Linked DNA regions of Homo sapiens: all the other regions are linked to region 5. The links are chromatin contacts, found by Hi-C or POLR2A ChIA-PET in ENCODE. All regions are on one chromosome and are shown on one strand. Each heading gives the region's core, a stretch centred on a gene start or an enhancer-like site at or near the end of the contact. The rest is flanking DNA. Distances are from core to core; before and after follow the strand shown.

The links. Hi-C counts contacts between places; a loop is a spot of excess contacts on that map. ChIA-PET counts read pairs that join two places held with the same protein, here RNA polymerase II (POLR2A). Pooled maps may share reads with other maps.
Region 1: a map of B cell shows a loop between it and region 5 (13-fold over the local background). The contact joins two enhancer-like sites. A Hi-C loop is called at or near these places in 1 of 168 maps with a recorded cell type or tissue (B cell), 4 of 37 single-sample maps with no recorded cell type and 7 of 50 pooled maps. POLR2A ChIA-PET finds 5 or more read pairs at or near these places in 3 of 52 experiments (B cell, CD4-positive, alpha-beta T cell and activated CD8-positive, alpha-beta memory T cell).
Region 2: a loop to region 5 is called in a map of B cell, with 6 times the contacts of the local background. The contact joins two enhancer-like sites. A Hi-C loop is called at or near these places in 1 of 168 maps with a recorded cell type or tissue (B cell) and 4 of 50 pooled maps. POLR2A ChIA-PET finds 5 or more read pairs at or near these places in 3 of 52 experiments (HEK293, PC-3 and activated T-cell).
Region 3: a map of B cell shows a loop between it and region 5 (7-fold over the local background). The contact joins two enhancer-like sites. A Hi-C loop is called at or near these places in 1 of 168 maps with a recorded cell type or tissue (B cell), 2 of 37 single-sample maps with no recorded cell type and 7 of 50 pooled maps.
Region 4: a pooled map shows a loop between it and region 5 (11-fold over the local background). The contact joins the promoter of LINC01162 here to the enhancer-like site in region 5. A Hi-C loop is called at or near these places in 3 of 37 single-sample maps with no recorded cell type and 3 of 50 pooled maps. POLR2A ChIA-PET finds 5 or more read pairs at or near these places in 1 of 52 experiments (OCI-LY7).

Annotation. Positions count from the first base shown.
Region 1 is chr7:21,896,946-21,899,645 of GRCh38, forward strand. DNAH11 (dynein axonemal heavy chain 11) reads left to right here. Exons shown (of 82, transcript NM_001277115.2): 80 at 2,391-2,503. Among named protein-coding and RNA genes, the nearest start is that of CDCA7L, 48 kb to the right of the region's middle. RefSeq lists enhancers at 1,217-2,416, 1,368-1,427. Within about 2 kb of position 1,451, at least 8 of the 41 ENCODE cell types and tissues checked have a DNase peak (open chromatin) inside an H3K27ac peak, as active enhancers do; they include CD4-positive, alpha-beta T cell, where a contact is called at or near this core.
Region 2 is chr7:21,964,079-21,966,778 of GRCh38, forward strand. No RefSeq gene overlaps it. Among named protein-coding and RNA genes, the nearest start is that of CDCA7L, 20 kb to the left of the region's middle. Within about 2 kb of position 1,378, at least 3 of the 41 ENCODE cell types and tissues checked have a DNase peak (open chromatin) inside an H3K27ac peak, as active enhancers do.
Region 3 is chr7:22,081,593-22,084,292 of GRCh38, forward strand. No RefSeq gene overlaps it. Among named protein-coding and RNA genes, the nearest start is that of CDCA7L, 140 kb to the left of the region's middle. RefSeq lists enhancers at 139-283, 2,140-2,284 and cis regulatory regions at 211, 2,212. Within about 2 kb of position 1,444, at least 32 of the 41 ENCODE cell types and tissues checked have a DNase peak (open chromatin) inside an H3K27ac peak, as active enhancers do.
Region 4 is chr7:20,834,027-20,836,726 of GRCh38, forward strand. It overlaps LINC01162 (long intergenic non-protein coding RNA 1162), which reads left to right and starts at 1,405. Exons shown (of 6, transcript NR_126381.1): 1 at 1,405-1,478. RefSeq lists an enhancer at 839-1,339.
Region 5 is chr7:21,354,144-21,356,843 of GRCh38, forward strand. No RefSeq gene overlaps it. Among named protein-coding and RNA genes, the nearest start is that of SP4, 73 kb to the right of the region's middle. RefSeq lists an enhancer at 1,213-1,262. Within about 2 kb of position 1,353, at least 5 of the 41 ENCODE cell types and tissues checked have a DNase peak (open chromatin) inside an H3K27ac peak, as active enhancers do; they include CD4-positive, alpha-beta T cell, where a contact is called at or near this core.

The sequences.
Region 1 (2,700 bases), core at 201-2,700, 540 kb after region 5:
GCGACTGTAGTCCTAGCTACTCAAGGTGTAGAGGTGGTAGGATTGCTTGAGCCCAAGAGGTCAAGGGTGCAATGAGCCATGATCATGCCACTGCATTCTAGCCTGGGTGACAGAGCAAGACCCTGTCTCAAAAAATAAAGTATATTTCATCGTCCATAATTATCAGTTCCAGGTTTTTTATATTTTTGGAAGGGTGCCTAGCTTAGTTTTATAATTTCCTGTTTTCGTTTTTATGACTGTTATTCTCTTTTCCTGAGAAGTTTAAACATACTTACAAGTAAGTATTTTCTTCAAGACTTCTCTATTTCCTGGGTTATAAACCTTCCTGTTTGTTGGATTTGCTGGTGGTTTTTCATGCCCTATACTCTTATGTCTATACCTGAATGACAGTTTGGCCAGTTATTAAAATATAATAACACCCTCAGTTGGAGGCCTTTGTAGCCATCACTCTCCTCTTGTCAAATGCTGCCGTGGAGATGTCAAAAGCTAGCATACTTCTTTTCCCTTTATAAATGGCTTCATGTTTTCCCCTGGCCATCCAGGGATTCTTCATTGTTCATATTATTCTTTATATTTTAGTATTGATTACTCTCTACCAAATTTTCTTGGAACATGATGTGCCCTTGATTGTATAGATTCAAAGGTATAATTTAGGAAAACTCAAATTTTCTAGAATTACACTTTTTTTTTGAGAGATTCTCATTCTGTTGCCTAGGCTGGAGTGCAGTGACGTGATCGCAGCTCACTGCAACCTCTGCCTCTTGGGTTCAACCGATTCTCCTGCCTTCAGCCTCCCTAGTAGCTGGGATTACAGGCATGTGCCACCATGCCCGGCCAACTTTGTTATTTTTAGTAGGGATGGGGTTTCACCATGTTGGCCAGGCTGGTCTCGAACACCTGACCTCAAGTGATCCACCTGCCTCGGCCTCCCAAAGTGCTGGGATTACAGATGTGAGCCACCACGTCTGGCCTCATTTCAGCTTTCATTTTATTGCTTTCACTCTAACCCTTTACCTCTTTATTTCCATTTGTTTTTATTATTCTCCCTTACGCTGTTTCACTTTTGCTTTCATTTCTATAATTTTATTTTCTACTTCTTATTTGGGGTCTTCAAACTTAATTTCCTTACTATTTCCTACCTGATCCCTTCTAAGTCATGATCTTGTTTATATCAACAATCACTTGTTTTAGTTGTTACAAATTGTCTGCAGTGTTTATCCTCATGATGGCAACATTTTGAGAGAAATGTCTTCCTGCCTTTGCTTTTCTCATTCGCCTTTTTCCTTTGTGTGGTGCCTATGCTGTTTCTTCTTCTTATCGTCGAGTATGCTTTTTCGGATCCAGCTATCTGGAAGAACTTAATATAGGTCCGGGCACAGAGATTTTCCTTGTGGTGACGTAAGTTTGACCGTGAGCATTCTGAGCCTTTTCTTCTTCACGGCCCAGAGTCAGGCAAGTATCTCAGGCAGACATGTTCTGCCATGTGGTTTGTCAGGGTGTTTCCTCATTCACCCCCACTTCCTTTGCATATCTGAAGCAGACAAGGTCCTAGAAAACTTCAGTGCCAGCCTTTCCTTCTAGAGAACTCTGGCTTTTACACTGAGGCTATGCTCTCTACTCCATTCTCCTGGTCCCCTTTAAGCAGCCTCTGAAACTTACAATTCAAGGTTTCACTTCTCTCTTAATTTTATCGAAGAGGTTCATCTGTCCCTAGCCTCTGTGAGCCAGCTTCCTTATAGGTCAACTGCAAATACTTCCTACCTTGCCCAATTGTGAGGAGCCGAGAAGAGAACATGTACGTAACAGCAGCGTTTCTCAACCCACCGGCGTGCCATTCCTGGCTGACTTGTTTTCCTAATTAACCTTTTTCCTCCCCACTTTCAGGCAGCTACTGCACGTGCTTAGACTGCCGTCACGTGCTCCACTGCCTCCGCACATGCTGTTCCCTCTGCTTATCAATCAGATTTCCCGGCAACTCTGGTCTTGTAACCACCATCACAGCCTTGCCATCCCTGGTCCTCAGACACCCTGTCCATACCTCCAAGTTGGCGCTTGTCAGTCCAAGTCATAGGGTGATGACCTTTGTATAGTCACCACATAGCATGAAGAGGCTCTAATAAAAGCTGTTGCATAAATGGAAATGAGTTTTCCACATTCCTCAGTGTATCTTGCTCTAATGTAAACGCTACAGTCATCAAGTCTCCAATGGGAAACAAACTAGCCCTTTAAAGGGACAGTGCCCTGCAAATTGTCAGGGAAGGATTTTACCAGCTAGCAGTGGTATACTTCTCCTCCACCACCACCCTGCCCTAACCGCCCACAACAGAACATACTGGAAAATGGCTATTTTACTGAACAGCAAGTTTTTCTTCCTCCCTCCCATAAACCAGGTTCAATGACCTCCTCCTGCGATGCCGAGAACTCGATACTTGGACACAAGACCTTACCCTTCCGGCTGTCGTGTGGCTCTCCGGCTTCTTCAACCCTCAGTCCTTCTTAACTGGTAAGGGCTGACGCAGTGCAGCCCCTGATGCACACAGGACCACAGCCTAACCAGAAGCCCTGCTTTGTTTACCTATGATGGCGTCTCCTTGCCCTGCTCACCAATCCTCAAGCAGCAGCCATTATAGAAAGGACCAGCAGCTATAGAGGAAACAGAGTCCTGGGCAGGCGAGTAGCAGCAGGAGGGAAAGGACCTCC
Region 2 (2,700 bases), core at 128-2,627, 610 kb after region 5:
TTTGCAAAGACTCAGAATCACAATTATCACGTTCTCTAGTCTCAATGAAGAAAAAAGAAATCAACAACAGAAGGAAAAAGAAACCAAAAACAGATTCTTAAAATAAAAAACTTATTTCTGACTAACTTATAATTTCAAAGGAAATAAAATAAAAAATATGAAATAGCACCAAAAACATTCAAAGTATTTCCAGTCACAACCTGGGGGATGCAGCTAAAGACGAACTTGTGGAAAATGTAAAACTTTAAATGCATCTGTTAGGATACAATACATATTTAAAACAAATGAGCTAATCATTAATCTGAAGGTTAAGAAAAAAACAATAGAATTGATACAGACAGGAGACAGGCAAATACTGGGTAGAAGAGGGTAGTTCCCCGGCAAAGACCCTACCCTCAAGCCTGGAAACCGGTGGCCCTAAATGGGTACAGACATTCCTGTTTTCAAGCCCAAAATGTTGCCTTTTGGCCTGCCACACCCCCTATCTTGTACCCATATTAACCCCAAACCCCCAGCTCCAGGAGAAAACAAACAGACAAACAGCAGAAGAGCGCAACAGAGAAGGAGAGAAGAGAAGGAATGTTGAACACCGAGAGGAGTTCAGCTGGGACTATCAGAGAAAAGATTGGCCACTGGACAGCCAAACTCCAGAGGAAGAGCATCTTCTACTCCATCCCCCTTCCAGCTCTCCATCCATCCCACCTTCAACCCTCAGTAAAACCCCCGCATTCACTCTTCAAGCCCGTGTGTGACCTGATTCTTCCTGGACTCCGGACAAGGACCTGGGTACCAAGAGGGCACTGAACAGGTTAACACTTAAGCCATCTGTGGACAGCAAAGCTAAAAAAGCGACACTGTAACATGCCCACGGGCTTCGAGAGTCACCCCTAGATGATACCATGGGGCCGGAGCCCAAAGTGCTAGCCCTGGCTCGAGCACCCGCCCCACTGTGTGCTCCTCCTCGCATAAGGGGTTTGAGCTCATGGTGGCCGAACAGAGAGCCACACCCTTGTCATATGTCATGCGAACGGGGGCTAGGGAACTGTCCCATTTCAGAATGAATTCCAAGGAAATAATAAGGATTAAAAATAACTCCTAACAAAGTGAAGAGTAAAAGCAATATAAAAAACCAAGCCAATTCTTTGGAAAGACACCTAATTTCTACAAAGTTCTGACAAGACTGATGATGACAAAAAGAGAGAAAAGATAAAGAACCACTGGACACAAACAAGAGCAAATGCTGTTCAGGCTGTGGACTTTCCTGAGCCCGAGGAAGCTGAAGGCAGGGATACTGATTCAGAACACCCCACCATTGACTGCTTTTTCCCTCCAGTGACAGAGAGACCTTCCAGATGCTCAGCTTGGTTTAAGACATAGGAAAGCCCAAGGTCTTAAAACACTTCCTTAAATAGAAGCATTGAGCACTGCATTTAGGCAAGTTCTTCCTCAGGAGTGATGTAACAAGGTCAGCAGTAAAGCACAGAATGAGGCTTCCCAGTTGTCCCAGACCTCTCACCAGATATTGTCAATGTCTCTGGTTACTTCACATTCCCCTTAGAGGATTTCAAGGATTAAGGGAAACTGCCCTAAAATAAGATTATCTTATCTGTATCTGCCCTTATCCCGTATGGCCACTTCCTTTCTGTTAAGACTTTGGAACATAAATTGGTAAGAGTGTGTGTGTGTGTGTGTGCACCCTCCCCTTAGTCACTAAATGTTGTATTTGGTGTCATCACTGGGGTTGGCCTCACCCCCAGCCCCCACCTCCCCTCAGTTATATTTGGAAGGAACATCTGGAAGCTGAAGAAAAAAATGCTGAGGACCCCTGTGTAGAGACAGGCTAGACTTTGTGCCACTGAAGGAATTGTGTTAATGGAATTTACCCAGTTTTCTCCTAACTCCAACTGGTCCTGCTCGGTAGTTAAAGAGATCTGAGCTGAGGGCAGAGTTACCCCAGATATAGTTCCCTGGTTTCCCAGAAGCACACAGCCAAGTAGCCAAGGATCCTTGAAGTGAGGGGGAAGCTTAAAGTTTGGACCAAGTACCTTGAGTGAACGCCAATATCTGAAACCTGGGCCATGATATTAGGAAAGATCTAGGGGCTGAGGGCTCCTCAGGCCCCCATTAGACTTCTGAATGGAGACTTCCAGGCAGAAATTAGATAATTGTTGATGTTTTTGATGTAGTTACAGTGAGAATGGACCTAAAAATTTTTTAATTGATGTGACTCTACCTGCATGATTGATCAAAAAAAGAGGAAGTTAGATTAGGATGAAAAAATGAAAGTTTTAATGACTTCTCTATATTTTCTTAAAAAATTTAGTTACACATATAGCACACAAAGACATTTGCATGAACTTACTCAAAGTGTAAGACAACGTTACAGTTCCTCTTTACCTCTGTCACCTCCTCCCCAACCCCCCACTCCCTCACACACAAACACCCAGAGGGGATCTTGAATCAAAGGTATGTGTCTGCCCAGGCCTTTTTCATGTGTATTTACAAATATGTCACACTATTACTTTTAAGAAGGATTTCTGTTTTAATGTTTATGAAACAATCTTCCTCTTTTCATATTTGAACCTGTAGCTTCAGAAAAAAAAAAAGAGAGAGAGAGACCAGGCGCGGTGGCTCATGCCTGTAATCCCAGCACTCTGGGAGGCCGAGGTGGGCGGATCACCTGAGGTCAGGAGTTCAAGA
Region 3 (2,700 bases), core at 194-2,693, 730 kb after region 5:
CCTGTCTGGGAAGATAGCCAGGAGTAACTGGAGTGGTCTTGGCTGGAGGATGACTACATTTCTAGGGGCTGAGGGAGGTAAGGAAGGACTCAGTTCCCCAAGCCTTTCCCCCTGAGAGTTCACACTCCCCGTGAAAGGACTACACAGGGAAGAGTATGTACTCCCGTGACCCAACACTGGCACTTGCTGCATGTGGCAGATCTTTAGTATTACGTTGATGCAAAAGTATTTGCGATTTGCCCATTACTTTTAAAGGCCAAAACAGCAATTACTTTTGCAGCACCATAATACTTTTTTGTTATCGGAGTTCTTGCAGGTAACCACAACCAGCAAGTGCTAGTGTGGGGTCACCACTGAAGGGCAGAACTTTCCAGCTTTGTCACCAGTGCTCCCACCCTGGGCTGCCTTCTGGAAAAGTCAGAAACCTGGGAAAGCAAGAAGGGAAAGGAGGAGGACAGGGCCAAGGACAGAAGGAGAGGAGAAGCTACCGGGACCCCTTCCCTGTCTAAACCCCACCCCCAAGACTCAAGATCAAGGCGAGGAAGATGTGCCTCAATTTAAAGTCAACACTGAAATTTTGACTATAGGACTTGCCTTTCAATTGCAACACGGTCATTGTTTCGTTATTAGAGGTGATTATTTTCATTTTTTAGAAAACCTAAATGTGACCAAAAAGTCCTTATTAGAGGGAAGAACTTAAAAGGACAATGGGTGACAACATTTTTAGATATTGATGAGTGTTATACATAACAATAATATAAGATGGTGGGAATTGTGGAGAGGGAGCGCTTTTCTTGGGTAGTGTGATCAGAAAAGATTATCCGGAAATGACATTTGAGTGGAGGCCTGAATGAGTGGACAGCAGACGCTGCTGAGATGAGGGGGAGTGAGCTATAGGATCAGGAGTGAGAATGGCCACTTTCTGCCCTTCTCAGAGGTAAAATTACGAATGTAATTTCCTAATTACCCGATGAAACATATTTTGAACTAGAACACAGATGTTTGGGAAAACCTCCAGCAAATTGACTTAATCTGATTGATTTTCTGATTTAGTGTTTTTCTAAGCAAGAACTGCACCCGTTGTGACAGAAGAGGCGCTAAAGCTGCAAATTCCTGGGCCTCGACCCACTAGTTCCTAATCAGAAACTCCAGGGTGGAGACGCAGGATCTGCATCCCTGGGATCACACTGCCTTTCGAGAACCATCCACCTGCCAGCTCCAAGTAGGTCGAGGGAGCAGCGGCACCTGGGATCCCACCGGACCGGGAAGAGTCAAATCCAGGTTTCTCCCTGCTTCACCAAAAGGCCCCCTGCCTCCACCGCAACAGGAACAGTCTCTGTCTGGGAACTGCGGTTGCCTAAGGCTCGGTTTGCTCTTCAGCACTCCGGTCCCCCAACACCGCGTCAGGCGGCGCCCAGCCTCCCGGGGACTCGCAGACGCTCACTCCCCAGACCACAGCGACACCTGCCGAGGCCCCGCGGAACCGCGCTGCACAGCAACCCAGCGCGGCGGGGGGAGTGGCCTGGGGCCATTCTCCGGCCCCCACCCCCCGCCCGTGACCACCGTGCGCTGCCAGAGGGGAGGCTGCGGGAATGGCCAGCGAGGTCTCGCAGGGGGACTGGTTGTCTTTTAGGAAATCAAGGGGCCAGCGCCCCCAGTGCCGGCTGGGAGATGCCTTCAGAGTTCGAAGAGAAAAGATGCGACCTTCAATCCGCTCCATTCTCCGTCAGACAGGCCCTGCGGACGGAGCTCCTGCCACCGCTGCAGCCCCATGATGTGTGCTCCTACGCCCCGCCCCGCTGCAGCCCAGCCCACCCCACCCCCATACGGAAATCCTGCAGGAGAAACTGAAACACTAGCGACAGTGGGACATATCCCCGGGAGCAGTTGCGGGAGGGAGAGAAGGAAGGAGCAAAGGGGAAGAGGAAGAGAGAGAGAGAGCTCAAGGGAGCCTTCTTGGAAAGGTTTAACCCGACAGCTTGAAGGCGGCGGGTAGTAAAGCAGCGAACTGGTGAACGGGCGTCCTGACCCGCCACACTTCCCTCACCGACACCCCTCATCCGCGATACCCCACAGGACAGGATGTCCAGCTGCCCTCACTTATCGTGCCCCTGGGCATTTGAGGGGTTCAGAGAGAGAAACGCAGTAACTTATTACCCTCACATGATATATTTTCACTTTCTTCTCCTGATTGTCAGCTCAATTAGATAAGGGACCTTGTGTTTTATTCCGTTGTACCCCGTGCCTGACACATGGTAGCTGCTGGATAGAGATTTCTTCGATGATTGATTATAAAACACACTAATTTAGAGCTTACTATGTTATAAGATCTCCATCTTCAGTGACTCACTTATTCCTCACAAGAAGCCTAGGAGGTAAGGTTTTCCAATAAGGAGAGCCAGGCACCCCATAATGAACGTGCACGGTGTCACATTCCCAGCAAGTGCCGAAGCTGGGGTCAGATTCAGGCAACCTGGCCCAGTGCCCTCACAGTTCATCCGGCCTCCACATGGCCATTTTGTCCATGAATAAATGAATAAGTGAATGAGTGTATGCTAATTTTGATGAGTTGTCTGGGAAAATGTACAGGTTTTGGGGCTGGAAAAAGGTCTTAGTCATGACGGGGACCCTTTCTGATCGAGTGCTGGGGAAGAACTAGAACTCCTGGGGCCCCCAGGCTCTGCTACCTAAGTGCTGCGG
Region 4 (2,700 bases), core at 155-2,654, 520 kb before region 5:
GTTAGCTATATGTCATTGCTAAGCTCTATCATTAATTGTTAAATTGACAAACGGACTAAAGTCAAGATCCCAATATTCCAATGGAAATATTTTATTTTCAATTGTTGTTTAATGTAAAAACATAAACTTGCCTTAAAAATGGGTTTTCCATATACTGTTTTCCTGTGGAAGTATTTCCAGGAAAGAATATCAAACCTATAGAACGTTTTCTCATTGTACAAATGTAAAAATACAAAATACTATTAATTTGCTCCTTAAGAATGCTCAAACTTGTGCAGAGACTTTACACATCTTCAGGGAACCTTGGTTACCCTTACAGAGACTTTCTAAAGATATATCATCATTCACTGATGACCAAAAACTGTAGTAACTCCAAACACACTCTTCACAAAAAGAACACAAGAAGGAACACTGATGGAGGCAGTGTGTCATTTCAGAAGGCTGTGGCTGCTGTGAACTTTGTCTAACCAGGGTGATGAGCTTTTCTCTTTGGTTACAGACAGAGAACTTGGCTTTCAAGTCAGGGCACTCACTAGGGTTTGGACAACAAGGGAGAAGGTGGACAACATCAAACATCTCATTAATTCAAGTAAACATGGAGACAACCTGATTTTATTCAATCTCAAAATTATATACTTCTTGAAAGGCTGACATAATATTTCCCAATAGCTCTGTGTCAAAAAATAGATTTAAAATACATGATAGTGTTCCAGACATTTGTATATGTTGCTGTCATTATGTTAACAGTTCCTTGACAATTTTTATAAAGACCTCAAAAATTTTTCTAAAAATTGTTCCCAAAGCTTGGAGTGCATGCTTTGCCTGTACTACCACCTTCAGGAAGACTTATGTAGTGCCTGGCACTAATGTACTTTCAAAAGGACACTAAATATTACCCTTGCAATCTCTTCTTTTTCTTCTAGAGACATGTAAATTCCTCTTTTTTATATACCCATGTTTTGACTCATTCAAGTTATAAACATATTTTTTGAATAAATAAATGAAATTCATGACTCAATAAGGACTTGCTATCTTCTAATTTTATAGATTAAAGACATTTTATGGCATAATAGTGTTGTGGGACTTTTTGCTTAGTTCAGCTAAAGACAGGGTTCCTTATCACATGGCCACGAAAAATTAGGCTCACAGACAATTTGAAGCGAGAGGAGGGCAGGGTTTATTGGGTGAAATGGAAGAAAAGGGGAAACAGAGACTCTTAGCAAAGCGAGAGAGTGTGCTTCCTGCCACTGGGCTTCCCGCCTCACAGATTGAATCCCAGGTTCCACCCAGGAAGAGGAGGGGCCAAGCTCCTCCCGCTGCAAACGCGCGAACTTCTGTGGCTCGATCCCAGTGCGCACTCCTCCCAGTGCACTGGCCGGTTGGAGTTTTGCCAGGGAGGCCTTCCCACCTGCCTGTCTCAATGGAAAGAATATGTGGATTTGGATTCAGGGACACCTTTATCACCTATGTGACTTTAGGTAAGTTACAAACACAGTGAGCCTCAGTTTTTGTACTAGTAAAACCTATTATGGCACAGGTTTGCAGGACGACGAATGAGGTCTTGACCGCTGAGGTGATTTATAATGTACTTGTATTAGGACTGGAGTTAGTGTGCTAACTCAGAGGCCACAGTTAGTGGTACTGACAGAGATTGCATTTAGGTCTTCCCAAGGGTGGTTCCGTTCTTTAACCTTAGATGTTTTATTTTATTTACTTATTTATTTATTTATTTATTAATTTTTGAGACGGAGTCTTGCTCCGTCACCCAGGCTGGAGCGCGATATCGGCTCACTGCAAGCTCCGCCTCCCGGGTTCACGCCATTCTCCTGCCTCAGCCTCCCCAGCAGCTGGGACTACAGGCGCCCGCCACCGCGCCCGGCTAATTTTTTGTATTTTTAGTAGAGACAGGGTTTCACCGTGTTAGCCAGGATGGTCTCGATCTCCTGACCTCGTGATCCGCCCGCCTCGGCCTCCCAAAATGCTGGGATTACAGGCGTGAGCCACCGCGCCCGGCCAATGTTTTCCATATTTAGTGTTGTCACTCATCTTTTAGCATGGGCAACTAAAGCAGGTCTGAGGACAGTGCGTATAGTTTTCTGCAACATGACACAAAGAGTACCAGGGCGAGATTATGTCTGTCACAGATGAAAATATTCCATTTGTGTGTCATAGTAATCTATTCATTGGTTTATGGACCCAAAATTCTCCAGGGGGACTCACAAATCCCCATAATGTTTCTATGTGCCAGATTTTTCATTTGGAGCTCTGCTTTAGTTGACAGATGTGTAAAAATCACATGTAGCCAAATGACTCTTCAGTCAGCACTAAGCTGATAATGCTGAAGACTGGTTATTCCTGCTAAGATTCACTGGACCCTCTGCCCAGACTGTGTTTTTCAAATCTCATATTAGAGCTTAATGTTATTTTATTTTAATGCCAATGCTGTGCTCCCCAATGCCATATCTTTAAACTATTGTGCCCCATTCTAATACAAACACTAACTTACATGGGGAGCTCTCTTTTGAGGAAGTCGAAGTAGATCAGTAACTAAATTCAGTTCCTTAAAGGTGTAAAACTCTGAGAGAGTCACACACAAGTCAGATTGGGAGAAAGTTTCTTAGAATAATAAATTTTAAAATCTTACATGGGGAGCTCTCTTTTGAGGAAGTCGAAGTAGATCAGTAACTAAATTCAGTTCCT
Region 5 (2,700 bases), core at 103-2,602:
TGTAGAGACAGGGTCTCCCTATCTCTAGGGCTAGGCTAGTCTCAAGCCATCCTGCCGCCTCATCCATTCTTTCTTCATTTGTTCTTCCTTTTCTCTTCCACCCATCATCCCTTCTTCCTGCCTCCTTCAATCGATTACTTGGTTAGTGTTTGTTGGGAAGTTAGTCAGTTCCAGGCAGTGGGCTAAACACAAACATGAAAAGATGGGGTCCTCGCTGTCGTCCTTTTCTGTTGTTGAGTAACAAATCACCCACAAATCTCGCAACTTAAACCAACACGCATTTATTACCTCCCCACTCAGTATACCAGAGAACAACCTGGTGTGGCAGGAATTTCTGCTCAGGGTCACCCATGGCCAGTATTCAGGTGTCAGCCGGGCTGGGAACTTAAGTGTAGGCTCTGAGGAGAAATCCACTTCCAAACCCATTCAGGTTATGACAGAGTACCCTACAGTTACAGGACTGAAGTGCTTTCCATCTGAGATCTGGGACCTGCCTCAGCTCTTTGAAGCCACTCACATTCCTTTTCCCATGGCTCCTCAATCTTTAAGCAGTAATAGTGCCAAATGACTATCGTGCTTCAAACCTGACTGCCTCTATTGTCATCAGCCAGAGAAAACTCCATTTTTAAAGATGTATGTTATTACATTGGGCCCACCAGGCTAATCCAGGCTGGTCTCCCTCTGTAACAAAACATAATCTCAAGCATGATAGCACATTCTGAAGTCCCAGGGACTCGGGAGGGACTTCACTGGGGGCCGCTTTAGAACTTCTGCCTACACATCTGCCATCAGGTGCTCACACAATACATACAAAAACAATAGCACTGCAATAAGATAATTGTACAAAAGAAAGTGCGGTAAACAAAATGTCACACATACATACAATGGAATACTATTCAGCCATAAAAAGGAAGAAAATTCTGACATGCTACAACATGGATGAACCTTGAGGACATTATGCTAAGTGAAATAAACCTATGATCCCACTTATTTGCAGTATCTAGAATAGGCAAATTCACAGAGACAGAAAACAGAATAGAGGTTTCCAGGCATTGGCGGGAAGAAGAATGAAGTTGTTGTTTGATAGTTATAGAGTTCTGTTTGGGATAATGAACGTGTTCTGGAAATGGATAGTGGTGACAGTCACACAGCATTGTGAACATACTTAAAAGTACTGAATCGTATACTTAAAAATGATTTACATGGTGAACTTCATGTTCTGTATATTTTACCACAATAACATAAAATTAAAGTGTTGAAAAAATAGACTGGAGGCATAAGAAAAGAACAGCATAACTTGCTTCCTGAAAGAGCAAAATGTCAGATTGGGCAGGAGATAAGATCAGATGGGTGTGGGTGAGAAGGGTGTGGACTGTGCGGTGGGAGGGACAATGTCATAATTTCAGTTCCCTTTTTGGTCACCACACAGCTAAGGTAACTTGATAATTTTGTCCAAACCTGCCTTCCTTTCTTGCACTAGCTGCCTGGAAAGCAAACCTTATTTAGCAATCACTAATAGTCCTAGAACTTTTGAGTGTTAATGATAGAGGTGTGAATCAAGTACCTGCTATTTATTAAGTGTCACGTTGGTGACCCCAAATTCACCTTGCTTCTAGGAAATAGAAAGAAGGAAACACAGAGACTGAGCACTATGCTGAGCACTGTGCTTCCTTACATAGCTTCAATGCTTCACAATGACAATGCAAGTTAAGTAGCCATGAAACTTGTTTTCCCCAGTTTTACCAATAAAACATTTGGGGTTGTGAAAGTCTGAATAATTGCCCGCATGTCAGGTAACAAAGAAAAGAAAGTACCTTCCCACCTGAGGGTCTTGTAATATGCTGTTCCCTCTACTTGGAATGCCTATCTACTTTCTCAACCTGTCACCACCACCACCATCATCTACACACACACACATCTGCTTAACATTCTGTATCTAATTCCTACCCATTAGTAAGCAAGGCTACCATATTCAGCTTTATAGATTGTGTGCTGCAAGAGTCCCAGGAGCACCATTCACGTAGACCACAATGTAAAAATGCCCTTGGAGTTGTGCAGTGCCCAACCTGCACAAACATACATGGCAAACCTCAGTCTCTCTCTCTTTTTTTTTTTTTTTTTTGGAGATGGAGTCTCGCTCTGTCACCCAGGCTGGAGTGCAGTGAGGCAGTGATGCAATTTCGGCTCACTGCAACCTCCGCCTCCTAGGTTCAAGTGATTCTTCTGCCTTGGCCTCCTGAGTAGCTGGGATTACAGGTGCCTGCCGTCATGCCCAGCTAACTTTTGTATTTTTAGTAGAGATGGGATTTCACTATGTTGACCAAGTTTGTCTCAAACTCCTGACCTCAAATGATCTGCCAGCCTCGGCCTCCCAAAGTGCTGGGATTACAGGCATGAGCCACTCTGCCCTGCCTATACATGGCAAACCTCTCTCAAAGTTTTGGCTTAGGTGTACTTCTATAGGTGGGCCGGGTTAGGTCTTCTCTCATATGCATCTGTATTCTTCTTTAAAGTATCTAGTACAAGCCCACTTAAATAGTTATTTGCATAATTAATATTTTATATATGACTTCCCTGCTAAACTGCAAGTTCAACAAAGGGAGAAATCACATCTGCTTAACTCTTTTTGAACAAAGAAATAAGATAGAGCTGGGTTTGTGTGAGTTCAAAGCAAGGATCTTCCAACTGTCACTTACTGGT